6 separate regions of the Homo sapiens genome follow, and regions 1, 3, 4, 5 and 6 are each linked to region 2. The links are chromatin loops, found by intact Hi-C in ENCODE. Cell type or tissue: B cell. All regions are shown on one strand.

Region 1 (4,000 bases), 78 kb before region 2:
CTTGTGTAATTGCATTGGCTTGTACTCCCAGAAAAAAAACTACTTGACAGTGGACGTCCTCACCTTGGCACTGATTTTGATGTGTTTTTTCCCCCACAATTTATACATTTCCTCATTTGATCTATTAGTATAGCAATTAACAGACTTGGCAATATTGAACCATTGCTCTGTCTCAGGCATAAGTCACCTTTGTTGCAGTGTAGGTTAAAAACATGGGCTGGGAGCGGTGGCTCACACCTGTAATCCCAGCACTTTGGGAGGCCGGGTGGGCGGATCACCTAAGCTCAGGAGTTCGAGACCAGCCTGGCCAACATGGTGTAACCCCGTCTCTACTAAAAATACAAAAATCAGCTGGGCGTAGTGGTGGGGGCCTGTAATCCCAGCTACCTGGGAGGCTGAGGCAGGAGAATTGCTTGAACCTGGGAGGTGAAGGTTGCAGTGAGCCCAAATTGTGCCACTGCACTCCAGCCTGGGCGACAACAGCAAAACTCCATCTCAAAACCAAACCAAAACAAACATGTTACTTGGTTCTTTTTGTTTAAATTCCATCTGGGAGTTTTGTACCCTTCTCACAGGGTTAGGGATTTGCGGTTTTCCTATTGTGCCACCTTTGTCAGCTTTTGTTGTCAAATCAGCTCCCTATCATGAGTCCAATCACCCATTTTACAGATAGGGTAAACTGAAACCCAAAGAGGGAAAGTGACCCTTTCCGGTTTTTCCTGAGCCAGGGCTAGACCTCCAGTCCTCATATCTGTGGGATGACGGCAACATTGTTGTTAGAGGGGACTTCAAATCCCAGCTAAGCACTAGCTCACTGCATGATCACTTGGGCCTCAGTTTCCCTGTCTGTAGAATAAGCACTTTACATGGTGGGGGAGAGAGGGCTGAGGCACCTTTCTGTGCAGTTTCCGTTCAGGACGTCTCCAGGGTCTAAAGCTGAGTGTCGCATCCAGCGTGGGGGTGCCTCTATACACGTCCCCGCAGACCCCCCCCCCATATGTGTCCTCCAGGCCGACGCCCCCTTCCGGCAGGGGGCCGACTCACCCTCGTGCGCGCCGCGCCGGCCGCCGGCAGCCCCCGGAGGGTCCGGAGCGAGAGCGCGAGCGAGGGCTGGGCCGGGGTCGGGACCCCGAGCGGGGACGCGGCCGGGGCACTCTGCGCTGTGGGCTCATCTCGGCTTCCAGGACGTTACTGCCGGGAAGGGGGAAGGGGGCTGTCAGCCTCTGGACCCCTGTCCCCAGACATCGCCAGCCCTCATCCGCCAGAGCGTCCCTTTGCTGGGAACTCCATCCCCAGAGATCCCCATCTCCCAGGGTTTCCCGCTCCCCAGGATCCGGCATCCGTTCTCGACCCCCAGCCATTCCCGGGACGCCTCCCTAGAGACTCCCAGCTACATCCCCAGAAGCTCTGTCCCCCTACCACCAGCCTCTCCCTCGATACTCCCTTTTCCTTGCTCCCTTCTCTTCCGTTCCCCGTCCCTCTCGGGGCTCCCACCGACGCTGGATCCTGGGGACCTAAGTTTCTAGAATGCCCGCCCCAGCCTGGAATCCCAAGAGAGTCCACTCCCTTCTCCATCCTTAGGTTCCAATTCCAGGATCCCCCTATTAAATCAACAATGCCCCCCCCCCACCACAATTCCACGCCCAAAGTAATGATTGGCCGAAAGAATGCAGCCCTGCGCAAGCATTGGTCGCGCCCTCCCCGTCCATCCGACCCCGCCCTCGGGCCAGCCCCTCACTCACAGGCGTTCGCGCAGCGCCGCCTCCCGGGCCGCACAGGCTTCGCCCTCGGCCTCCGCCACGCCTGCGCGCCGCAGAGCCTCGTCCAGCCGCCGCGTAGACTCCGTGGCCGCCGCCTCCCAGCGCGCCAGGGCCTCTGGGGGCGCAGGGAGCCGGGTCAGGCTGGAGACTCCCGCGCCCACCCGCCCCACGCACGCCGGAATCCAAGTTGATAGTCTGCATGCCGTTTGCACGCTTTCCTTTATTTGAATTAAATTAGTGTGTACCATTGCATGGCTTCCACGTGCCATTTGCATAGCTTTTCATAGGTTTGCATTGCTTTCGTGAGTCGTTTACAAGGAGTTTGCATGTTTTGTGGCATTTGCCTTGTTTTTGTGACATTTGCATGGCCTCTGCATGTTGTTTGCATTCTTTTCATAAGTTTTTGCGTTTATATCCGTGTTATTTGCATTACGTTTGCAACTGTGCTTGTTTGGATAACTAGGATTCACCTAGGCTCCTCCCACTTCTATCCCTGCCCACTCCCTTACACCCCAACGCACCTGTCAGCGCCCCGTTCTCGGCCCCCATCTGGGTCCCCTGTGCCTTGGCTTCGTCCATCTCAATCTTCAGTGTCGTTAGTTGGGTCTGAAGCCGGCTCTGAGGAGTGGAGGGGAAGTGGGAGGGGGTGTAGGCAGAGGAGAGGAGGAGTGATTCGGCCTGGCCCTTTTGGGGACAGTGAGAAGCCACCTGCGACCCTGTGTCCTGAGCTTTGTGTGGAATGTCCTTTGGGGCCTTGTAGTTGTAAAATACAGAAGTGGCTTCTGAAGCCTGGGGCACCGAGTGGTGACAGCTGCCTGCCTGGAGGGAGATCTCTGCCCAGGTCCAACGCCACCAACCCTAAGCCACCAGAAAGTGGAGAGTGCTGAGCTCTGCGGTCAGATTCAAGTTCCACTTTCAGCTCCATCTGGGACTAGCTGATGGGATTTCAAACCAACAAAGTTAGCCGGGCGTCGTGGCTCACGCCTGTAATCTCAGCACTTTGGGAGACCGAGGCAGGCGGATCACTTGAGGCCAGGAGTTCGAGACTAGCCTGGCCAACATGGTGAAAACCCATCTCTACTTAAAAAAAAAAAAAAAATAGCAGTGTGTGGTGGTGGGCGCCTGTAATCCCAGCTCCTCAGGAGGCTGAGACAGGAGAATCGCTTGAACCTGGGAGGTGGAGGTTGCAGTGAGCTATTGTGCCACTGCACTCCAGCCTGGACAAAAGAGCATGACTCCGTCTCAGAACAAACAAACCCAGCAACAACAAAAACCAACACAGGGCAATTTGATGGTTGACAATGATTGAATTTTTGGGGTATGTGTCGGTTGCCTGTGTAGGACATTCTGCAAAACGACTGGTTCGGCTTCCTCAGTGCGTCTTACAGCAAGGGGGCAGAGCCAGAACCTGTACTTGGAGTAGGATCCTCTTAACCTCGACTGCCCCAGTCCCTTCTCTTGGTCCAGGGGGCAGAAAAGGGGTAGGGGTTTATTTGGATTTATTTATTTATTTTGAGATGGGGTCTTGCTCTGTCGCCCAGGCGGGAGTGCAGTGGTGGGATCTCAGCTCACTGCAACCTCCGCCTGGGATTACAAGCATGCGCCATCACACCTGGCTAATTTTTGTATTTTTAGTAGAGACGGGTTTTCACCACATTGGCCAGGCTGGTCTCGAACTCTTGACCTCAACTGATACACTCGCCCTGGCTTCCAAAAGTGCTAGGATTACAGGCGTGAGCCACTGCGCCCGGCCCCATTTTGATTTTTAATATTCAGATGCTGCACTACCTCGGCTGGGCTGGGAGGTTGGGGTGGAATGGGGGGTGTGCACAGAGGTATACAGTAGTCACTCCATAAATGGAAATGGCTGGGATTTTAAGGACAGTTCTTTTGGCAGGCTCAGGGCTGGAAAAGGTTAAGAAAAAGTCTGAAGGGTTAGTCAGAGGAAAAGGAGGACCCAGCAGGTACCTCCCCCAAGAGGCCAACTTTAGCCTCCTAATTACAGGTGACATGTATGTCCCTCTCTCAAAATAGGGCTGCTGGAAACTGGCTGGAGTGGGGCTGAGTTGGCACATGGAGGAGGGCCTCCAGTGGTCTGGCGTTTCTCCAGACACCATTTATCTGGCAAATAGCAAAGGACAGTGAGACTTTTTTTTTTTTTTTTTTTTTTTTTTTTTTCAGATGGAGTCTCGCTGTGTCACCCAGGCTGGAGTGCAGTGGCGCGGTCTCAGCTCACTGCA
Region 2 (4,000 bases):
TACCAAAAATACATAATTAGCTAGGCTTGGTGGCATGCGCCTGTAATCCCAGCTCCTGGGGAGGCTGAGGCAGGAATCGCGTGGACCCAGGAGGCGGAGGTTGCAGTGAGCCAAGATTGAGACATTGCACTCCAGCCTGTGTGACAGAGTAAGATTCCATCTCAAAACAAACAAACAAACTGGTAAGATGGAGGGGGAAAAGGGAGGATAGGAAAAAAGGAAGGGGGGAAGAGAGGAGGAGGGCAGGGAGGAGGAGAGAAAAGGGCAGAAAGGAGAGAAGGAGGGAGAAAGAGAGAAGGAGGAAGTGGGGTAAGAGAAGAGAGAATCAGAGCACAAGAAAGGTGGAGGGGAAGTTTAGAGAAGAAAAAGGAGGAGGAGGGGTAAGAAGAGAGGAAGGAGGAGGGAAAGGAGGAGAGGAGGGGAGGAGGGACAGGGAACACTCAGCTGACATTTATGAATGAATGAATCTCAATTCCAAGTAAGCATGACAGCTCCAGTCCTCAGTTTCTTTCTTCCTTCTTTCTTTGTTTCTTTCTTTTCTTTCTTTCTTTCTCTCTTCTATTTTTTTTTTTTTAAGACAGGGTCTTGCTTTGTCACCCAGGCTGGAGTATAGTGACGCGATCTCGGCTCACTGGATCCTCTGCCTTCCGGGTTCAAGTGATTCTGCTCCCTCAGCCTCCGGAGTAGCTGGGATTACAGGTGTGCTCCACCATGCCTGACTAATTTTTGTATTTTTAGTAGAGACGGGGTTTCGTCATGTTGGTCAGGCTGGTTTCGAACTTCTGGCCTCAAGTGATCCACCCAACTCGGCCTCCCAAAATGCTGGGATTACAGGCGTGAGTCACCACGCCCAGCCTGCCCTCAGTTTCTTTACCTGTCAAATGGGGTGATCACAGCGGTGCTACCTGGCTAGGTAAGAGTGCAACTGCAGTTACTGGTCATTGCTGACTCTTCCAGGCCCAGAAAGCAGCAGGCCAGTGGCTGGCTCTGGGCCTGTCCTCCGGATCTTCCTCGTGATCCCTCATTCCAGCCACCCTGCTGCCCGCAGGGACCAATGGCAGCGTAGGGGGTGAGTGCCTGCCCAGCCCTGTCCTCCAAATGCATTGGAATCAGGCCCGGGCCGCCTCCTAAGGAGAACGCTGGAAAGGTCGGCCAAGGAGAGCAGAAAACAAGCAGTGGTGGAGTCGGCAGTGGGGCAGAGGAGGGGGAGCTGGAAGGGAAGGACCCCAAAGCAGAAGCCCGCACAGTAGGCACAGCGCACCCAAGAAGGGTCCAGGAGTCTGCAGAAACAGAAAGGTCCCCGGCCTCAGCCTCCTAGTCCCTGCCTGCCTCCTGCCTGAGCTTCTGGGAGACTGAAGGCACGGCTTGCAGCTTCAGGTCAGCCAGAGAATGGGGTTGTGCGTGCCCCCAGGCCAGCGCTGGCAGCGCCTGGGGGAGCATCTAGGACCCCGGGGTGCAAGTAAAGGGCCTGTAGGTGCTTCTAGGAAGGATGGGGACCTGGCGTGTGGATTTTGTCCTCCCTGGGATCCTGGGGTGTGACGGTGAGACTTAACCGACAAGGCTTCGGGACATGGATTAAGAATTAGCTGTGTCCTTGAATCACACGTGTTAAGACCGCGGCGGTGTTTACAGTTAGAGACTTCTGAGGCCCCAATGGTGTGAGTTGAGCACTCCCCCGGGCCCTGGAACGTGTTTTTAAGACCGAAAGAGGCTTTGGGGCTTGGATTTAGGACAAGCTGGAGCAAGAATACAGCCCGCGCGGGCCGTGGGTGTGGACTGGGATATTTTTGGTCCCCCGGGGTAGAGATCCTGCACGCCAACTAGGGCTCGGGTCCTGATATCTTGCGAGCCACGCCCCAAGGCTGCAGGACACGTGTGTTTCCTAAAAGGAGAGGGGGTGGGGCAAGGCTTGGTTGTCATGGAGACAGCGGACGACCCTGGCGGGCCGTTCTAGCACCCATGTCTCTTTGGCCGTCGCCTCTCCGGTCCGGTTGCCTCTCTATGGTCGTGGCTTCTGGAAGACGGCCGGCCTCGGCTCTGCGGGCTGAGGGGCTTCGAAGTAGACAGGAGGGAAGAGGGGCGGGGCCTAGGTCCTAGGGGGGCCGGAGTGAAACCCAGGAGGTGGCGACCGAGCCAAAGCCTGAGGGCGGGGCCCGTGGCCAGGATAGAACCTGAGCCTGGGAACTTGGGCTAGGCCCGGAACTGGGGTGGGGCTTGAACGGATTGGGGAGGGCTCTAGTTTCGGGAGGGTGGGGCGTGTGCTTATTGCGGGGGGGTGGGGAGGCATATGTCTAACCTAGGGGGTGGGGCCTGGCTGAGAGGGGCGGGACTCGGGGAGAGGGCTTGTACCTGTGGGCTGGGCTAGAAGCATAACCTAAGGGCGGGGCCCAGTGAGTGGTGAAAAGGCCACGGGGTAGAGGCAGGACCAGGAGGAAAGGGGACAGGACGTGAAGGGTAATTCGGGGATCGAGGATAGAGGCTAGATGAAGGCATGTGGCGAGGCCTGACAGTGACCGACAAGGTGGACATGCTGGCTCTGGGGGCGGGGACTGTTGTAAGATTGGCAGGGAAGGATGGGCTCAAAAATATGGAATAGAGCGGACCCAGGGTCCGGGGGCGGAGCCTGGCCAGGACCTGGCCAATCCCAGGCCTGGGGCCCTGGTCTGGTTCCTAGTTAGCGGGCGGGTGTAAAAGCCTGGAAAGGGGCGATGCCTGGCCTGAGGAGTTGACCAATCCCAGGCCTGGGGGCGGAGTCTGACTCGGAGCGCGTTCCCGGACTCGCGGGGGGCGCAGAGCCGAGGCCTGGGGGCGCGGCTCGCTGTAGAGGCGGGGGCGGTCGTGGGGCGGAGCGGGTCGTGGGGCGGGGCTGGAGCGGCCCGCGGCCTCAGCTCTCTCTGCTTCCCCAGGATGCGGGCTCCGGGTGCGGGCGCGGCCTCGGTGGTCTCGCTGGCGCTGTTGTGGCTGCTGGGGCTGCCGTGGACCTGGAGCGCGGCAGCGGCGCTCGGCGTGTACGTGGGCAGCGGCGGCTGGCGCTTCCTGCGCATCGTCTGCAAGACCGCGAGGCGAGACCTCTTGTGAGTGTTGCCGGGATCCGTCCAGGGCTGGGGGCGGGGCTGAGGGCTCTGGGGGCGCACGGTGCAGGGCTGGGTTGCGGGGACGGCTTGGAGGGTCCGGAGAGCTGAGGGTGCTTTGTAGGTTGGGGGCGGGGCTGGGCCGAGGGCTGGGCGGGGGCGGGGCCTGAGAGGGTGACCAGTTGGGGGTCTCTGAGGGGGCTACAGGGGACACTTTAAGGATTTCTCGAGGAAGATGAGTAGCCTCTAAGGTGCTTCGGGCGTTGCAGGCTGCTTAGGAGATGATCTCAGGGGATTTGGGGGGCAATTTGGGGGTCTTTGGGCAACTGGTGGAAATTCCAGGGAGCTGGGGCTGACTGGAAATCCGTGGCGGTGTGGGGGTCTTTTTGGAGCCGTGATAACTGTGAGAGACTTCAGGGGGCTCTCCAGTAGGTCACCGGGGCTCACAGGGACGACCCAATAGATAGTCTCTGGGGGGTTGCCAAGACACTTTGGGTCTATCTAGGGCTTTCTCTGAGGGATGAGCGAGCTGCTCTATAAAGGACTTCCCGGGTTTCTGAAGGTGTGAGTTTCCTCGGGATCGTTTACAGCTGGGGCACTGTTTGAGATTTTGGGGTCTGTGTGGGACTTTGGGTTTGGGAGTTGTTCGGAGTGTGTCGGGAGGCTGCTGTGTATTCCAGGACTTGTTTGGGGGGTCTCTTCTGGAGACTGGGACACTGGATTCATGCTAGGGGGGCAGATTCTGGTGTCCTGTGCAAGGATCCTTGGAGGGTTTTTGCGGTGTCTCTGAGGGACTTGCTCAAACGAGCCGTTGGGGGTCCTTCTGGGATGAAACAGGCATTGCTGGGGGCTTCTATCAGAGCAGACCTCAGGAACAGCACCACGTGGGAGCAGGTGAGCGCCGGCTAGCGGGGCAGGGCTCAACACCT
Region 3 (4,000 bases), 140 kb after region 2:
CCAGCAGAAAAAGGCGTGCCATACACACATGTGGAAAAGCAGATCCCAGAGCAAGTGTAGTCCACGCTGAACTTTCCCCTAAGGTCCTATGTGCACCAGGTAACTCCAGCCAGGTCACTGTAACTTTGCTCATTGGAGAAAGAGCTTCCAGCTGGCAAGAGGGCCATCTGAGGTATCCTGTGGCTTGGGTGTTTGAATCAATGAATAGGCTCTTGGAGACTAAGCTCTCACTGTGTCACTGTGTTTGTGTTTCTCTCTCTCTCATTCTCTTTCTCTCATTCTCTTTCTCCCCCCTAGAGTTTCTGGTCTCCTTCTGTTCTTTCCTATTTGGAAAATTCTGGAAAAGGAAGAAGGGATGGAGAAACCTGGGACCAGGGGATCCCAAATTCTCTTTTGTGGTGGGAGGCCCTCATGGCATCCCCCATGGAGATCCCAGGAGAAAGGGCTGAGGGCAAAGGTCCTGCTTGGCAGCCGGAGAAGGAAAGGCGAAGTAGGGGTCTTGGCCTGGAATTCCCACCCCTTGGAGGAGGCCGAGGGGGAATTAGCAGCAATAGGGAGCTGTGTCAGGTCATCCCGATCTCAGCCCACCCTTCCATGGGGCACACAGGCCTAAGGGAGGGGCACAGAGGGTATGGCACCTGGAACCTTGGCCAAGTCTCAAGCAGCTCTTTAAGCCTCAGTTTTGCCATCTGTCAAATGGGTGTGTTGAACTCTATGATATGAGGACTGGGTTTGTTGGGGGAGAGGGAGAGGCAAACTCCCAAAGGGAAGTAGGGGCAGCGTGGGGAACCAGAGCCGTCCCCTCGGCCCCCAGGGTTTGGGCGCCCAAGGGCGCATGTGCTTTTGAAATCCCATCCTCCCCCCTCCCCCCATTTATTTTTTGCACAAATATCTAAAGGGACTCCGGTATTCCGGGGCCCTCCAACCAGCATCCTGGTCCCTCCAGTCCCCAGGCCACCTAGAGGGGCGCTCCAGAGAGCCCTACCCCTTGCCCAGGGCCCCCCCTCGAGGGAGCTGAGATTTCCATACTTGGCAATTGGTCTGGGGTCCCAGGGGTCTGGGTCCCATCTTATGGCTTTTCCAGGGGACATGAGGTGGTGCCTCCCGGTACCAGAGCCCCGGGATGTGGCCTCCTCCATAGGGACGAGGTTTCCCCCATCCCAGCTCAAAATGCCCCCTAGGTGCTGGGGGCGTGGCCTCAAGTTGGGGATGTGGCTCCTTCCTTCGTCGCGCCCTTGGGCGTGGCCTCCCGAGAGGGCGGGGCATCCTCCATTCCTAATTCCCCAAAAGGGAAAGCTGAGTCAAGGGCGTAGGCGCAGCCCACCCTTGGCGTGGAGCCCCCCGAGCCCCGCCCCTGGGGAGGTCCCACCAAGGCGCAAGCCCCGTCCCTCCCCGCCCAGCGCCCTCCGCGCAGGCGCAGTGCCGCTCGGCCGACCGCCCGCGCTAAGGCGCAGGCGCGGCACCGCCCTCCTCGGCGGAGCGCGTGTCCGACTTGAGCTTCACGAACTCCTTGGCCACCTCGTCGTTGCTGCGCTGCGAGAGGATTCGCAGCACCGTGAGGCCCGTGTCGTCCATGTGGATGCGGCGGCCGAGCGGCAGCCAGCAGGCGGCGCTCCCGCGCTGGGCCAGCTCACGCAGCTGCAGCACGGCCAGCCCCACCGTGCGGTCCTCGCGCGCGAAGCAGTAGTCCTTGACGCACACCTGCAGCTCATAGCACTCGGGACCCGCGTCGGCGCTCAGCGTGCTGCGTGGGGAGGGGCGGAACGTGAGACAGGCCACACCTACTGTGATGCCCCGCCCACGGCCCCGTCCCCACCGCATTTGCGGGCCACGCCCACACCGGGGTGCCCACACCTGTCACCTCCCACGCTACGCTAGCCCCGCCCCTGCCCCGTTACTTGACCTACAACCCTGTGCTTGGCCGCGCCCACAGCAGCTGACCCCGAGCTGGGCCACGCCCACGCCTGTTCTTCCCATTTTTCCACCCACCGAAAAATGACCGCATAGTTTTACATCCAGCTCCCGCCCCTCAGACACCGCCCTGCAAGGCCATGCTCCCACCCTGAGATACCCGCGCCTGTGCCCTCTGCCGGCTGAACTGCTGCCCGCACGGCCCTGCCCCTAATGTCCCACCCAGAAGCTCTTTAACCAGGCTCTCCTCTAGACCCACGACGTGGCCCTTTCCCCAGCCCCCCACACCCCCAGCCCACCCCTCTTACTTCCAAGATGCCCTCCAGACATGAGCCTGCCCTGGTGCCTCACCATGGGTGACACCGCCTCCCGCATGCCCCTCACCTGTGCTCCTGCCCCTAAGCAGTCCCAGTGACCTGCCCTGACGCCAGCTGGATAAGAGCCCCTCCTACAGGGTCACGCCCAGCTTCTCCCTCTTGTCCACCTCCCAGGTTGTACCTCTATCCCTGAAGTACTCCGGCCCACCCTGGCTGACATCTGACCTCCCACTAGACCATGCTTCTCCTCCTGAGTATCCCCTAAAGGGGCCAATCGCCCCAAAACCTTCTGACCAAGAGCCCTGTGCTGACACGACATGGAACTGGCTTCAATCTTGTCCCATAAGAGCTCCCAGGCCCCCTAGATAATACCAGCTAACCAGCTCTGATTTACCCTTACCCCTGTGCATTTTTATTTATTTTTATTTATTTTTATTTTTTGAGTGGGCATCTCCCTCTGTCACCCAGGCTGGAGTGCAGTGGCACAATCGCGGCTCACTGCAACCTCTGTCTCCCGGGTTCAAACGATTCTTCTGCCTCAGCCTCCCTAGTAGCTGGGATTACAGGCATGCACCACCACACCGGGCTGATTTTTTGTGTTTTTAGTACAGATGGGGGTGGCGGGGGGGGGGGTCTCACCATGTTGGCCACGCTGGTCTCGAACTCCTAACCTCAGGTGATCCACTGCCTTGGCCTCCCAAAGTGTTGGAATTACAAGCGTCAGCCACCGCGCCTGGCCCATAGTTTTTTGTTTTTTTAAAGACAGGGTCTCGCTATGTCGGTCACCCAGGCTGGAGTGCAGTGGCACAATCATAGCTCATTGCAGCCTTAAACTCCTGAGCTCAAGCGATCTTCCTGCCCCAGCCTCCCAGGTAGCTGGGACTACTTTCTTCTGCACTTCTGTCTCCTAAGAACATCCAACAACATTGCCCTGCCCCAGTGCTCTGTGAGGCTGACACTCGACCCAAGGATCTACCCCGGATGACCCCAACTCTACCCTTGCTAACCACCACCATCCATCTACCCCCGTGAACAGACTTTTTTTTTTTTTTTTTTTTTGAGGCAGAGTCTTGCTCTGTCGCCCAGGCTGGAGTGCCGTGGTACAATCATGGCTCACTGCAACCTGTGCCTCCTGGGTTCAAGCGATTCTCGTACCCCTCACCCTCTGGAGTAGCTGGGATTACAAGCGCCTGCCACCACACCCGGCTAATTTCTGTATTTTTTATTTTTTTGAGTCTCACTCTGTAGCCCAGGCTGGACTGCAGTAGCGCCATCTTGGGTCATTGCAGCCTCCACCTCCTGGGTTCAAGCGATTCTCCTGTCTCAGCCTCCCGCGTAGCTGGGATTACAGGCGCCCACCACAACACACAGCTAATATTTTTTGTATATACTATATTATATACAATATATAATATATGAAATATATAATATATATACTTTTATATATAATATAATATATACTATATATAATTTTATTTATACTATATAATATATACTATATATAATTTTATATATAATATAAATATATATTATATATGTATATAAATATATATATATTTATATATAATATATAAAAATATATTTATATGATATATATTTATTATATATTATATAATATAATATAAATACATATTTTATATATAATTATATAATATAAATACATATTTTATATATAATTATATAATATATATTTCTTTTAGACGGAGTCTTGCTCTGTTGCCCAGGCTGGAGTGCAGTGGTGCGATCTCGGCTCACTGCAAGCTCTGCCTCCC
Region 4 (4,000 bases), 69 kb after region 2:
ATTACAGGCATGAGCCACCGCGGCTGGTCCCCAAATAAATTAACCAAAGCTGAATTCACTTATTTTGTCTTGTCAATAATTCTAGGTCATCGGTATCACTGTTAACCCCATTTGGGCAGGAAAATCACAGCTCATAGAGCTGTGTGCCCTAGTCATAGAGCTAGAAAGTAGCTTGGCCAGGCTGGGCACAATGGCTCACACCTGTAATCCTAGTACTTTGGGAGGCTGAGGCAGGCAGATCGCTTGAGCTCAGGAGTTCAAGACCAGCCTGGGTAACATAGTGAGACCCTGTCCCTTTTGTTAAAAAAAGAAAGAAAATGAAAGTGGTTTGGTCAGGTTGGAACCCGGGTCTGACTGACTCCAAAACCCCACATAAAGCCGGACGACTCAGATAACATCCCAGCTTGAATGGATTGGTGGTGGCTGCCAGGAGGACTGTATTAAGGATGCTAAGGCTGGAAAACAGTTCTGGGATGGATTGGTGATGTCTGCCTTGGGCATGCAGTGGAAGAAGGTGACCCTGCCTCCCCCAAAACTGTGCCCCACCCAGTGCTGTTGGAATAAGGATGGTGGCAAGTATCGTGGTATGACTCATATTTATCGAGCAACTGCCCATGCCAGGGACTGCTGTATGCATTTCAGGGGTATTTTCTCCTAGTGAATGAACGTCTAGAAGATGCGACCTCCTGTTTGTTTTCAGGAGACCATACTCAGGAAGAGCCTGACTCCCTCTTGGAAGTGCCTGTGAGCTTCCCGCTGTTCCTGCAGCACCCCTTCCGCCGGCACCTCTGCTTCTCTGCAGCCACCAGGGAGGCACAGCATGCCTGGAGGCTGGCCCTGCAGGGTGGCATCCGGCTTCAGGGCATAGGTGGGTCTCAGGACGGGTCAGACATTTGTGGGGCTAATGGTCTGGGGTCAGATGGCTCAGCCTCTGTTGGCTCGGGACCTCTCCAGGCCTCACTTTCTTTACCCAGAAAATGGGTTTTTAGGCCAGGTGTGGTGGTTCATGCCTGTAATTCTAGCATTTTGGGAGGCCGAGGCAGGCAGATCACCCAATGTCAGGAGTTCGAGACCAGCCTGGACAACATGGCGAAATCCTGTCTCTACTAAAAATACAAAAATTAGCTGGGCATGGTGGAAGGCACCTGTAATCCCAGCCACTCGGGAGGCTGAGGCAGGAGAATCACTTGAACCCGGGAGGTGGAGGTTGCAGTGAGCCAAGATCGCGGCACTGCACTCCAGCCTGGGCAACAAGAGCAAAACTCCATCACACACACACACACACACGAGAAGAAAATGGGTTGTTGGGGGAGCCAGAAGGGACACCAGGCAGTTGTGAGTGACTAGGGCTGTAACAGAGACACACAGGGTGCTATGGGAGCTCAGCCTGAGGGATGGGGGTTAGAGCAGGCTTCCCAGATGAGGGGAAGCTGGGGTCTGTAAAAGATGAAGGACTAGCCGCTGGGCGCGGTGGCTCACACCTGTAATCCCAGCACTTTGGGAGGCCGAGGCGGGAGGATCACGAGGTCAGGAGATTGAGACCATCCTCGCTAACACGGTGAAACCCCATCTCTACTAAAAATACAAAAAATTAGCCGAGCGTGGTGGCAGGCGCCTGTAGTCCCAGCTACTCGGGAGGCTGAGGCAGGAGAATGGCATGAACCCAGGAGGTGGAGCTTGCAGTAAGCCGAGATGGTGCCACTGCACTCCAGCCTGGGCAACAGAGTGAGACTCTGTCTTAAAAAAAAAAAAAAAAAAAGATGAGGGGCCAGCCAGATGAAGAAGGGGAATAGGTCAGGCACAGTGGCGTGGTGGCATGAGCTTGTGGTCTCAGCTACTCAGGAGGCTTAGGTGGGAGGATCACTTGAGCCCAGGACTTGGAGGCTGCAGTAAGCAATGATCATGCTACCGCACTTCAGCCTGAGCAACAGAGAGACCCCCTGAGAAAGAGAGAGAAAAGAAAAGAAAAGAGGAGAGAAGAGAACAGAAGAAAGAAAAGAAGGAAAAAGAAAGGAAAGAAAAAGAAAAGAAAGGAGAAAGAAAGAAGAAAGAAAGCAAGAAAGAAAGAAAGAGAAAGAAAGAAAGAGAGGGAGGGAGGGAAAGGAAGGAAGAAAGGGAGGAAGGGAAAGAGAGAAAGAAAAAAGTAGGGGAGCAGCAGGACTGACACACACAGTTGGGCAGGTTGTTGACTGCACAAACGATGCAACTAGAGGAACAGCTAGTGGCTGCAGTATGTATGGCCTGAACTGCTGGTCACGGGGCTGTGGCTGCCAGTAGAGGGTTCCTTCTAAGTTGAATAAACATGATGGTCTTGGGGGACTGTGTTCCCTGTGGAGGGCATTGCCTATGCAAAGTTCCAGAGATGGGTGAGACTTGGGTGTTGGGGACCTGGCCAGGCGGAGGGCTTCCTCCCCGGGCCATCGGGAGCCAGGCAGGGGAGCTACCAGCAGGCACTGAGGAGCAGCCCCTCTCAGTCCTGCAGCGAAGCCAGGCCCCTGCTGCCCGGGCCTTCCTGGACGCCGTCCGACTCTACCGGCAGCACCAAGGCCACTTTGGCGACGACGACGTGACCCTAGGCTCAGACGCCGAGGTTAGTGCCCCGCGAGGCCGCACCCGGGACCCCCAGGACCCTCCCGGCCGACCGCGGCGCCCATGGCCCCCTCTCCTGCAGGTGCTGACCGCGGTGCTGATGCGGGAGCAACTTCCCGCGCTGCGAGCCCAGACCCTTCCTGGCCTGCGGGGGGCAGGCCGCGCCCGCGCCTGGGCCTGGACCGAGGTATGCACGGCGTCCGGATCCGGGATAGGGGGCGGGATGCGGGCGTTCGGGTTCCCCTCCCACGACTGTCGCCTAAACCCTCTCCCGATCTCTCTGACCCCCATCCCCGCCCCGTGTCTCGGCTTTGTCCCCCCTCGACCGGTCTGGGCAGCTTCTAGACGCCGTTCACGCAGCTGTCCTGGCCGGGGCCTCCGCCGGGCTCTGCGCCTTCCAGCCCGAAAAGGACGAGCTGCTTGCGTCGCTGGAGAAGACGATCCGCCCGGACGTGGACCAGCTGCTGCGGCAGCGGGCGCGTGTGGCGGGGCGGCTGAGGAGTGAGGCCCTGGGGCGGAGCCTGGGCTGGGAGGGGCGAGGCGATGCTGGGGAAAAAGGGGCGTGACCTAAGCGAAGAATGGGCTTGAAGTTATGTAAAATGGGGGCGTGGTCAGAGAGGGGCGGGGCCAAGCATAGGATGTGCAAGGGAACGGGTGGGGAAGGGGCGGGGCCAAAGCGAGGCGGTGGGCGTGGTCTTGTGGTCGAGGCACTGGGGGCGGGGCCTAGAGTCTGTCCGGAGGAAACCAGGTCCTAAGGGGGCTGCTTGGATACAAAAAGGGCGGGGCCTCAGCGGGGGATAGGCGTGGCCTTGAGGCTGAGGCTCGAGGAGTTGAGGCCCAGAGCCGGGCCAATGCGGGTGGGCGGGCCTGGGAAGTAGAACAGCGGAGGAGGGGCGGGGGTAAAGGCTGATACATGGGCAGCGGTGGGCCAAGGTGGCCCCTACAAAGACCCAGGTGGGAATCCTGACTGGGCCCGCCCCTCCGAGGCTCAGTTTTCTCATCATTACAATGGGTAGAAGAGGGCGCTCAGCGTCCCTGCTCGCGTCCCCCTCGCGAGGGCCCCTGCACATCCCCATCTGTGAGGCACCTTGCGGAGGGGACTCCAGACCAGTGTCTTCCACTCCCAGCGGATATCAGGGGACCGCTCGAGTCGTGCCTGCGCCGGGAGGTGGACCCGCAGCTGCCCCGGGTCGTGCAGACCCTGCTGCGCACCGTGGAAGCCTCGCTCGAGGCGGTGCGGACCCTCCTGGCTCAAGGCATGGACCGACTGTCCCACCGCCTGCGCCAGAGCCCCTCAGGCACGCGGCTGCGCAGGGAGGTGAGCTCCCGTGGGTAGGGGTTCAGTGAGCCAGAGGGTGATGTGTTAACTTGAGTCTTTCCTGTGGAGAATCTTCACTGAATTTGTTCTAGG
Region 5 (4,000 bases), 200 kb before region 2:
CCCCTCCCCTGGTCACGTGACTTGTTATTGTGTTGTTTCCTTCTCGGGGACAGCGGCTTCCTGCAGCCCTAGCGGGGCACACATACCTGACTCCCAAGGTTTCAGCCCCTCCTCTTCTCAGCCTCCAAACTCATGGCCCTTCTAGCTCTGACTCTTGGATTTTATTTCTCAAGAGCTAGAATGGGCCGAGCACCATGGCTCACACCTGTAATCCCAGCACTCTGGGAAGCTGAGGAAGACAGATCGCTTGAGTCCAAGAGTTTAAGACAAGCCTGGGCAACATGGCGAGACCCCCGTCTTTACAAAAAATATAAAAATTAGCCAGGAGTAGTGGCGTACGCTTGTAGTCCCAGCTACTCAGGAGGCTGAGGTGGGAGGATTGCTTAACACCTGGAAGTTGAGGCTGCAGTGAGCCGTGGTCACGTCACTGCACTCCATTCTGGGTAATAAGGCAAGACCCTGTCTCAAAAAGAAAGAAAAAAAAAGAGCTAGAATGTTCCCGTGAGCTGATGGTTTTTATTTGGCTCCCCTGTGAACTTTTCTTCTCTGCCTGTCTCTTCATTGTGGGCTGACAGTTCTCTTTTTTTTGAGATGGAGTCTTGCTCTGTCGCCTAGGCTAGAGTGCAGTGGCGCAACCTTGGCTCATTGCAACCTCCACCTCCTGGGTTCAAGAAATTCTCCTGCCTCAGCCTCCCGAGTAGCTGGGATTACAAGTGCCCACCACAATGCCCAGCTAATTTTTGTATTTTTAGTAGAGACAGGGTTTCACCATGCTGACCAGGCTGGTCTCGAACTCCTGACCTCAAGTGATCTGCCAGCCTCGGCCTCCCAAAGTGCTGGGATTACAGGCGTGAGCCACCGCACCCGGCTAGGGATGGGTTTTTCCCATGTTGGCGAGGCTGGTCTTAAACTCCTGACCTCAGGTGATCCACTCACCTCAGCCTCCCAAAGTGTTGGGATTACAGGCATGAGCCACCGACCCCACCAGCCCCAGAAACATTTAAGAGCCACTTGAAGCCTCAGTTTATTTATTTATTTTATTTTATTAGATGGAATCTTGTTCTGCCACGCAGGCTGGAGTGCAGTGGTGCGATCTCGGCTCACTGCAACCTCCACCTCCTGGGTTCAAGCAATTCTTCTGCCTCAGCCTTCTGAGTAGCTGTGATTATAGGTGCGCGCCACCACACCCAGCTAATTTTTTGTATTTTTAGTAGAGACGGGGTTTCACCATATTGGCCAGGCTGATCTCTAACTCCTGACCTCGTGATCCACCCACCTCAGCCTCCCAAAATGCTGGGATTATAGGTGTGAGCCACTGCCCCCAACTCCTCAGTTGTTTTTTTTTTTTTGAGGGTCAAAGAAGCCGGCCACATTGGCCAGGCTCTAATTCGAGAATAGCCGGAGGGGCTGTGTAAGGTGAGCTTTGAAGCATAAAGAACTTGCCAGAAAAGCAACAGGAGGAACAGCATTCCAGGCAGAAGGAACTTCCTGGGCAAAGGCTTAGAGCCTTCAAAGAGCCGCTCTAGGTGACACAGCGAGACTCCATCTCAAAAAAACAAAAACAAAAACGAAAAAAAAAAACACAACAAAAACCCAGCTCTACTAAAAATACTATATATATCTCAGCCGGGCCTGGTGGTGCATGCCTGTAATCCCAGCTACTTGGGAGGCTGAGGCAGGAGAATTGCTCGATCCCTGGAGGTGGAGGTTGCAGTGAGCCGAGATTGAGCCACTGCACTCCAGCCTGGGCGACAGAGCAAGACTCTTGTCTCAAAAAAATAAAAATAAATAAATAAATACTTCTGGGGCTAAGGGGGAAGTGTGCACTAAGAAGACAACGGCAGCCTGGGCGACAGAGTGAGACTCCATCTAAAAAATAAAAATAAAAAAAAAAGGAAGGAAGCCTAGGGTAGTCTGATGCGGTGGTCCTCGCCTGTAGTCCCAGCTACTTGAGCGATCGCTTGGCTGTAGTGACTAGCCATGATCGCGTGACTGCAGTCTAGTTTGGGCGACAGAGCGATACCCTGTCTCTAAAAATAAGAAAAAAAAAAGCCATGAAAAAAGAGGTAGGCTTGAAATAGGCCCGACTTAGCTTCGCTCCACCTACAGTGACCCAATAAGACCAGAGTAAGTATTTTTTGATTCATGCAAATATATGTAAAATAAGGAACAAGAATTAAGTAATTGGGAAGGGCCCTGGATGCTCAGGCCACACCCACATGGGAATACCTGCCCCACATGGAGGCTCAGGCCAGCTCCACCAATCACCAATCAGCTCCTCCTCTTTCCCTAAATCGGCCTTCTCCGTCCCTCTTAGCCTATCACATTGCAAGCTCCACCTCTATTCCACGTTTCAGCCTATCACGGTAGAAGCACTGACTATTGTAGTCTGATTCGGCCAAAAACAAAAATTCACTAATTTTTTTAATCCAATCACATTTCATACTTTGCTCCAGTGTAGCCAATCACATTCCAGGTCCCGCCGCACCCAGCTCCAGGCAGCTCTCACTCCAAACCCCACCCCCAACCCAGTTTCAGCCTATCAGTTTCCAAGTTCTTTCTAGCCTCAACCAGTTTCTGTCTCTGCTTGTTCTGCAGCCCGCTGAACTACATTTCCCAGGAGGCGTCGGGGCTGCGCCGTACAACTTCCGGCTGTAAAGATGGCGGCTTCCTAGTGAGTCGGCGGCTGATTTAGAAGGAGGTTCAGGCTACGGTGAGCCGAAGGTGGGTGGTGAAAGCGTGTGGGGCCCGTTCCTAGGGGCCCAGCTCCCTTTGCCCCAAGAGATCCAGCTCCTCGCCTTTCCTGGGGCTTCCGCCTTTATTTCTGGTTTCTCCTGCAGTGTAGCCTCCATCCTTCTTGCTGCCGCTAAAGCCTTGTTTTTCTTAGAGGTGTGGGGACTGCAAGGCGCTCAAAGACCATCTTGGGAAGCCCGTGCCTATTTCCCAGATAGACAAACTGCTCCATTCGCGTCCTGTTTCTCTCCAAGGGGAACCACAGTACTAATATTTTGCTTCTCCCTCATGCAGACACCCGCTAGGGACGAGGGTGTCCTAGAGGTTATTATTCCCTTATTCACCAAGACATTTTCAGTTTTAGGTAACAGAAAACCCTACTCAATCTGGCTTAAGGAAGAAAAGGAAGTTGGTGGCTTATAGATTGGGTCTAACAGGAGCTGGGTCCAGGTGGTCAGAATTCGATCTGCAGTTTTCTCGGTGGAGACCATTTCGCTTTTTACCGAGGCAAAAGGGGCCCCTCACAGCTCTCAACTTTATTCTACCAGCTCTGCAACTCTAATGAGAGTCTCTTTTCCTTGATGACACTGCTAGAAGTTGCAGAGCTGCCACTCAATGGCCTGATTTGGGTCATGTGCCCATCCCTGAGCCATTTTCAGTGGCCAGAGAGCTGGGATGTGCTCACTGGCCGAGTAGGGGCATGGGGCTAGCACTACGTTAAAAAAAAAAAGAGGAAAAAAGAGGGGGGACTGTTATCTTATGTCGGAGTGGCTGCTCGGCTGAGAGGTGTAAAAGGCAGCCATTCTGCAGCTGAGGAAAGTGACTCCCTAAGAGGAGTGACTCATCATCAGTAAGCGGCTCATCGCCCCTCTTCCTTCTTAGTAACCAATCTTTTTTTTTTTTTTTTTTTTGAGACGGAGTTTCGCTCTTTTTGCCCAGGATGGAGTGCAGTGGCGGGATCTCGGCTCACCGCAGCCTCCCCTCCCGGGTTCAAGCGATTCTCCTGCCTCAGCCTCCCGAGTAGCTGGGATTATCCGCATGCGCCACCACGCCCGGCTAATTTTGTATTTTTAGTTGAGACGGGGTTTCTCCATGTTGGTCAGGCTGGTCTCGAACTTCCAACCTCAGGTGATCCACCTGCCTCGGCCTCCCAAAGTGCTGGGATTACAGGCATGAGCCACCGTGCCCGACCGTAACCAAATGTTTTTAAAACTCCAAGGGGAGGATTCTGGCTTCCCCTGTCCGTGTTCCATCTAGCCACACAGGA
Region 6 (4,000 bases), 58 kb after region 2:
CTAGGCACTGGACAAGACCGCGGGGGTCAGAGGGACATGGGGGCTTCGGGAGCTGCAGGGGGCTGAGTGGAGCCAGAGGGCTCTTGGAGCGATGAGGCTGGGCCCTCAGTGGTGCTTTCCCAAAGGGCAATGGGAGAGCTTCGGGAGGTCAGCACGGAGAGTTTTGGGGTGCTAAAGATGGGGTTTGGGCCCAAGAAAAGGGACACCTTCGCTGGGTGACGTGGCTCACACCTGTAATCCCAGCACTTTGGGAGGCTGAGGCGAGAGGATCACCTGAGGTCAGGAGTTTGAGGCCAGCCTGGCCAACACAGGGAAACCCCATCTCTACTAAACAAAACAAAACAAAATTAGCCAGAAATCGCTTGAACCCAGGAGGCGAAGGTGGCAGTGAGCCAAGATCATGCCACTGCACTCCAGCCTGGGCAACAGAGTGAGACACCGTTTAAAAAAAAAAGAACACTTTAGGAGGTCAAGGAGGGTGGATCACGAGGTCAGGAGTTTGAGACAAGCCTGGCCAACATAATGAAACCCCGTCTCTACTGAAAATACAAAAAATTAGCCAGGTGTGGTGGCGGGCGCCTGTAATCCCAGCTACTCGGGAGGCTGAGGCTGGAGAATCACTTGAACCCGGGAGGTGGAGGTTGCAGTGAGCCAAGATAGTGCCATTGCACTCCAGTCTGGGCGACAGTGCGAGAGTCTGTCCCAAAGAAAAAAAAAAGGACACCTTTAAGAGACACTTAAAACGTGAAATATGCCAGGTGTGGTGGCTCATGCCTGTAATCCTAACATTTTGGGAGGCCGAGGTGGGCGGATCACTTGAGTCCAGAAGTTTGAGACCAGCCTGGGCAACATAGGAAGACCCCCCGTGTCTACAAAAAATACAAAAATTAGCCAGGCATGGTGGTGGCGTGTGCCTGTGGGCCCAGCTACTCTGGAGGCTGAAGTGAGAGGGTCACTTGAGCACAGGAGTTCCAGGCTGCAGTGAGCCATGATCGTGCCACTGCACTCCAGCCTGAGCAACAGAGCAAGACCCTGTCTCTAAAAAAAAAAAAAGGAAAAAGAAATGGAGTCCAGGTGATGGACTGGTGGGAGGGACAGTGTTGGGGGCCTGAAGAAGGAATCAAGGATGAAGCTTCAGTGCCCCCAAGTCTCTCTGCTCACCCCTGCCAGGCCACCCATCCTCTAAGACCTTGGCATCTGCCCCCCTGCCCCAGCACTGACCTCAGGGACAGTCTGGGAGTGCCTGTCCAGCTCTGTCTCCCCAGCCTGGGGACTCCTAGGAGCTGGGCCAGGGCTGTATCCTCTCTGGGGTCCAGCCTCACCGGGCACAGGGTAGGCACAGTGCTGGTGGGGGGGTGTGGCACCAGGAACTAGATGCCGCATCCCTGCCCATCCCCCTGTTCCAGCCCCCATACACAACGACTGCTGGCCGGTCCTGCCAGATGTCTGCCCTGCCACCCTCCTCCAAGACGAGCTATGATTTTCTTTCTCCCACACCCCACAACCTAACCCCGGGGCTGTCCCCGCAGCCTCTACAGAAACCACTGGCTCTGGGCAACACGGGCCCCAGGGGAGTGGGGAGGACGCAGGTGCAGCGTGGGGTGGGGCAGGGGCGGGGCCTCTGAACCCACTGTGACCAAGCCTCTCACCCGCCATCCAGGTGCCCCTGAGCCGAGGAACGCAGGCGGTGGTCGTGGGGAAGGGAAGAGGAGCCCCGGGAGACGACAGCAGCATGGGTGGGCGGCCTTCGAGCCCTCTGGACAAGCAGCAGCGGCAGCACCTAAGGGGTGAGCAGCCGGGGAGGGGACAGGGTGGGAGTCCAGGTGGGTGGGGGCTCCAGCCATTGGGTCCACATGCTCCATGCAGCAGATGGGGTTCGGTTCAGACCTAGGGCTGTCAAAACACACAGGATGCCTTCTTAATGTAAATTTCACGCAGTGAATCTTTTTTTATTGTTGAGACAGGATCTTGTCTGTTGCCCAAGCTGGAGTGCCGTGGTATGATCGTGGCTCACTGCAACCTTGGCCTCCTGGGCTCAAGCAATTCTCCCGCCTTAACCTCCCAAGTAGCTGGGACCACATGCATGTACCACCATGCCCAACTAATTATTTCATTGGTTGTTTTTTTTTTTAATAGAGACAGGGTGTCCCTATGTTGGCCAGTTTGCTTTTGAACTTGTGGGCTCAAGCGATCCTCCCGCCTCAGCCCGAATAGCTGGGACCACAGGCGTGCACCACCACACCTGGCTAATTTTTTATTTGTTTTCGTAGCGACAGGGTCTCACTATGTTGCCCAGGCTGGTCTTGAACTCCTGAGCTCAAGCGATCCTCCCACATCAACCTCCCAAAGTGCTGGGATTACAGGCGGGAGCCACTGTGTCCAGCCTGCATCTTATTTTTAGTATAAGTGTATCCCAGATTTTGCATAGTGCACACTTATGCTGAAAACCAATTACCCCTTTATGGTTTTTTTTTTGTTTGTTTTGTTTTGTTTTGTTTTTTGAGATGGAGTCTCCCTCTGTTGCCCAGGCTAGAGTGCAGTGGCGCAATCTTGGCTCACTGCAACCTCCGCCTCCAGGATTCAAGCTATTCTCCTGCTTCAGCCTCCCGAGTAGCTGGGATTACAAGCATGTGCCACCATGCCTGACTAATTTTTGTATTTTTAGTAGAGATGGGGTTTCACCATTTTGGCCAGGTTGGTCTCGAACTCCTGATCTCAGGTGATCTGCTCACCTCAGCCTCCCAAAGTGCTGGGATTACAGGTGTGAGCCACTGTGCCCAGAAGACTGTGTCTTCTATTTTTATTTGGTAAATCTAGTGACCTGATTTAGGGCAGGGGTTCAGGTGGGAGGCATAGGGCCAAGTGGAGGGTGTCCCAGACCCAGCCAGGCCCTGAGGGATGTCTTCCTGAGCGGGCAGGGACCAGCAGGCCCCTCGGTAGGACCCTGGGGATGGAGGCTCAGTTCCCAATTTGAGACTAAGAGGGGCCAGTGCCAGATTCAGTGCCATTCGGGTCCCTCTGTCCTCATATGTGGGGTGAGCAACTGTGCTGGGCGCTGGGGACATTGTGGGGTTGGTATTGGCCTTACCCTCACAGGCTCATGGTCTAAACACCTTCCCTCTGGTGGCTCTGCTATGTGGGGCTTCTGTGCCCAAGGTGACCTCATGGCACAGAACGGCTGCTGGAGCTCCAGCCATTGGGTCTACATTCCATGCAGCAGCATGGAAGAGTGTTTTTTTGGTTTTTGGGTCAAGTCATGACCCAAAATTGCATGGTGAGAATGATGGGAGAGAGCTCACATGTTCCTTGAGGGTAGGGAAGAGCAGAGGTGGATGACTGCCCACTGAGGAGACAATGATCAAGCCAGGGCTGGAGGGATGTGATGGTGTTGGAAGGAAGGAGATACCAGAAGAGCATTTTGGACAGGAGAAACAGCATGTGCTAAGGCCAGTGATGTATCTTGCAAACAAACAATTCACGTTCACACCCTGGTCATTCCCTCATTTGCTGTGTGCCCTTTGGTGAGTGACTTCACCTCCCTGGGCTTCATTCTCTTATATGTAAAATGGGGATAGCAACAACGCCTAGCTCATGGGGCTGGGGGGGCATTGTAAGGATTCAAAGAGTTACTCTATGTAGCACTGGGATTTTTTTCCCCCAGATAGTGGCTTAAACAAGATAAGGATTTTTTTTTTTTCTCCTCAAACTGAGAGGTGTGGAAGCAGGCAGGCTAGTAAAAGTTAGACACCTAAAGTCCTTTCATCTCATGGCTCTGCCATGTGTGGATTCCTGTGCCCAAGGTAGCCTCATGGCACAGAATGGCTGCTGGAGCTCCAGCCATTGGGTCCACATTCCGGGCAGCAGAATGGAACTATGTTTTATTTACAGTCAAGTGTACAAGCCTTAGGGCAACAGCTCAAAGAGCTAGTCACCCATCACCCATATGACTACTTCCCAGATAGATCAGGATACAGCACACCTCCATCACTCACAGAAAGTT

What was found. Peaks named below come from ENCODE experiments on the same cell type or tissue, not always from the same donor. Only the 100,000 strongest peaks of a DNase experiment are listed, where the experiment ranks them.
Region 1: it touches region 2 in a loop (10-fold over the local background); 63 of 110 quality-filtered maps call a loop at or near these places.
Region 3: it touches region 2 in a loop (20-fold over the local background); 3 of 110 quality-filtered maps call a loop at or near these places.
Region 4: it touches region 2 in a loop (14-fold over the local background); 4 of 110 quality-filtered maps call a loop at or near these places.
Region 5: a loop joins it to region 2, with 11 times the contacts of the local background. A loop is called at or near these places in 6 of 110 quality-filtered maps.
Region 6: it touches region 2 in a loop (12-fold over the local background); 34 of 110 quality-filtered maps call a loop at or near these places.

Annotation. Positions count from the first base shown.
Region 1 is chr19:17,389,469-17,393,468 of GRCh38, forward strand. CCDC194 (coiled-coil domain containing 194) reads right to left here. Exons shown (of 4, transcript NM_001395222.1): 2 at 2,282-2,378; 3 at 1,743-1,875; 4 at 1-1,191. The coding sequence ends at 1,041. Among named protein-coding and RNA genes, the nearest start is that of CCDC194, 2.7 kb to the right of the region's middle. RefSeq lists silencers at 1,612-1,851, 1,862-2,051. In B cell, CTCF peaks have their summits at 1,767 and 1,968; a DNase peak (open chromatin) is centred at 1,733; H3K4me3 peaks cover 1,579 bases; H3K27me3 peaks cover 1,885 bases.
Region 2 is chr19:17,467,634-17,471,633 of GRCh38, forward strand. It overlaps SLC27A1 (solute carrier family 27 member 1), which reads left to right and starts at 2,891. Exons shown (of 12, transcript NM_198580.3): 1 at 2,891-3,074. The coding sequence starts at 2,908. RefSeq lists enhancers at 1,956-2,085, 3,507-4,000 and a silencer at 2,836-2,965. In B cell, no CTCF peak of the experiment used is centred here; DNase peaks (open chromatin) are centred at 2,498, 2,778, 3,458 and 3,578; H3K4me3 peaks cover 2,092 bases; H3K27ac peaks cover 775 bases.
Region 3 is chr19:17,604,611-17,608,610 of GRCh38, forward strand. It overlaps UNC13A (unc-13 homolog A), which reads right to left. Exons shown (of 44, transcript NM_001080421.3): 44 at 1-1,744. The coding sequence ends at 1,444. Among named protein-coding and RNA genes, the nearest start is that of COLGALT1, 51 kb to the left of the region's middle. RefSeq lists enhancers at 307-1,211, 1,212-2,116 and silencers at 1,201-1,460, 1,831-2,050. In B cell, CTCF peaks have their summits at 1,600 (motif pointing right) and 1,809; a DNase peak (open chromatin) is centred at 1,721; H3K4me3 peaks cover 1,225 bases; H3K27ac peaks cover 492 bases; H3K27me3 peaks cover 372 bases.
Region 4 is chr19:17,536,676-17,540,675 of GRCh38, forward strand. NIBAN3 (niban apoptosis regulator 3) reads left to right here. Exons shown (of 15, transcript NM_001321827.2): 5 at 701-868; 6 at 2,475-2,590; 7 at 2,672-2,776; 8 at 2,928-3,090; 9 at 3,717-3,907. Among named protein-coding and RNA genes, the nearest start is that of NIBAN3, 11 kb to the left of the region's middle. RefSeq lists silencers at 2,612-2,701, 3,112-3,431. In B cell, CTCF peaks have their summits at 1,961 and 2,183; DNase peaks (open chromatin) are centred at 2,436 and 3,186; H3K4me3 peaks cover 966 bases; H3K27ac peaks cover 1,807 bases.
Region 5 is chr19:17,264,804-17,268,803 of GRCh38, forward strand. BABAM1 (BRISC and BRCA1 A complex member 1) reads left to right here and starts at 2,640. Exons shown (of 9, transcript NM_014173.4): 1 at 2,640-2,724; 2 at 3,991-4,000. RefSeq lists enhancers at 1,690-2,149, 2,410-2,909, 2,417-3,128. In B cell, no CTCF peak of the experiment used is centred here; a DNase peak (open chromatin) is centred at 2,438; H3K4me3 peaks cover 1,855 bases; H3K27ac peaks cover 1,903 bases.
Region 6 is chr19:17,525,609-17,529,608 of GRCh38, forward strand. NIBAN3 (niban apoptosis regulator 3) reads left to right here and starts at 1,659. Exons shown (of 15, transcript NM_001321827.2): 1 at 1,659-1,787. The coding sequence starts at 1,733. RefSeq lists a silencer at 1,511-1,620. In B cell, no CTCF peak of the experiment used is centred here; a DNase peak (open chromatin) is centred at 1,573; H3K4me3 peaks cover 3,299 bases; H3K27ac peaks cover 3,658 bases.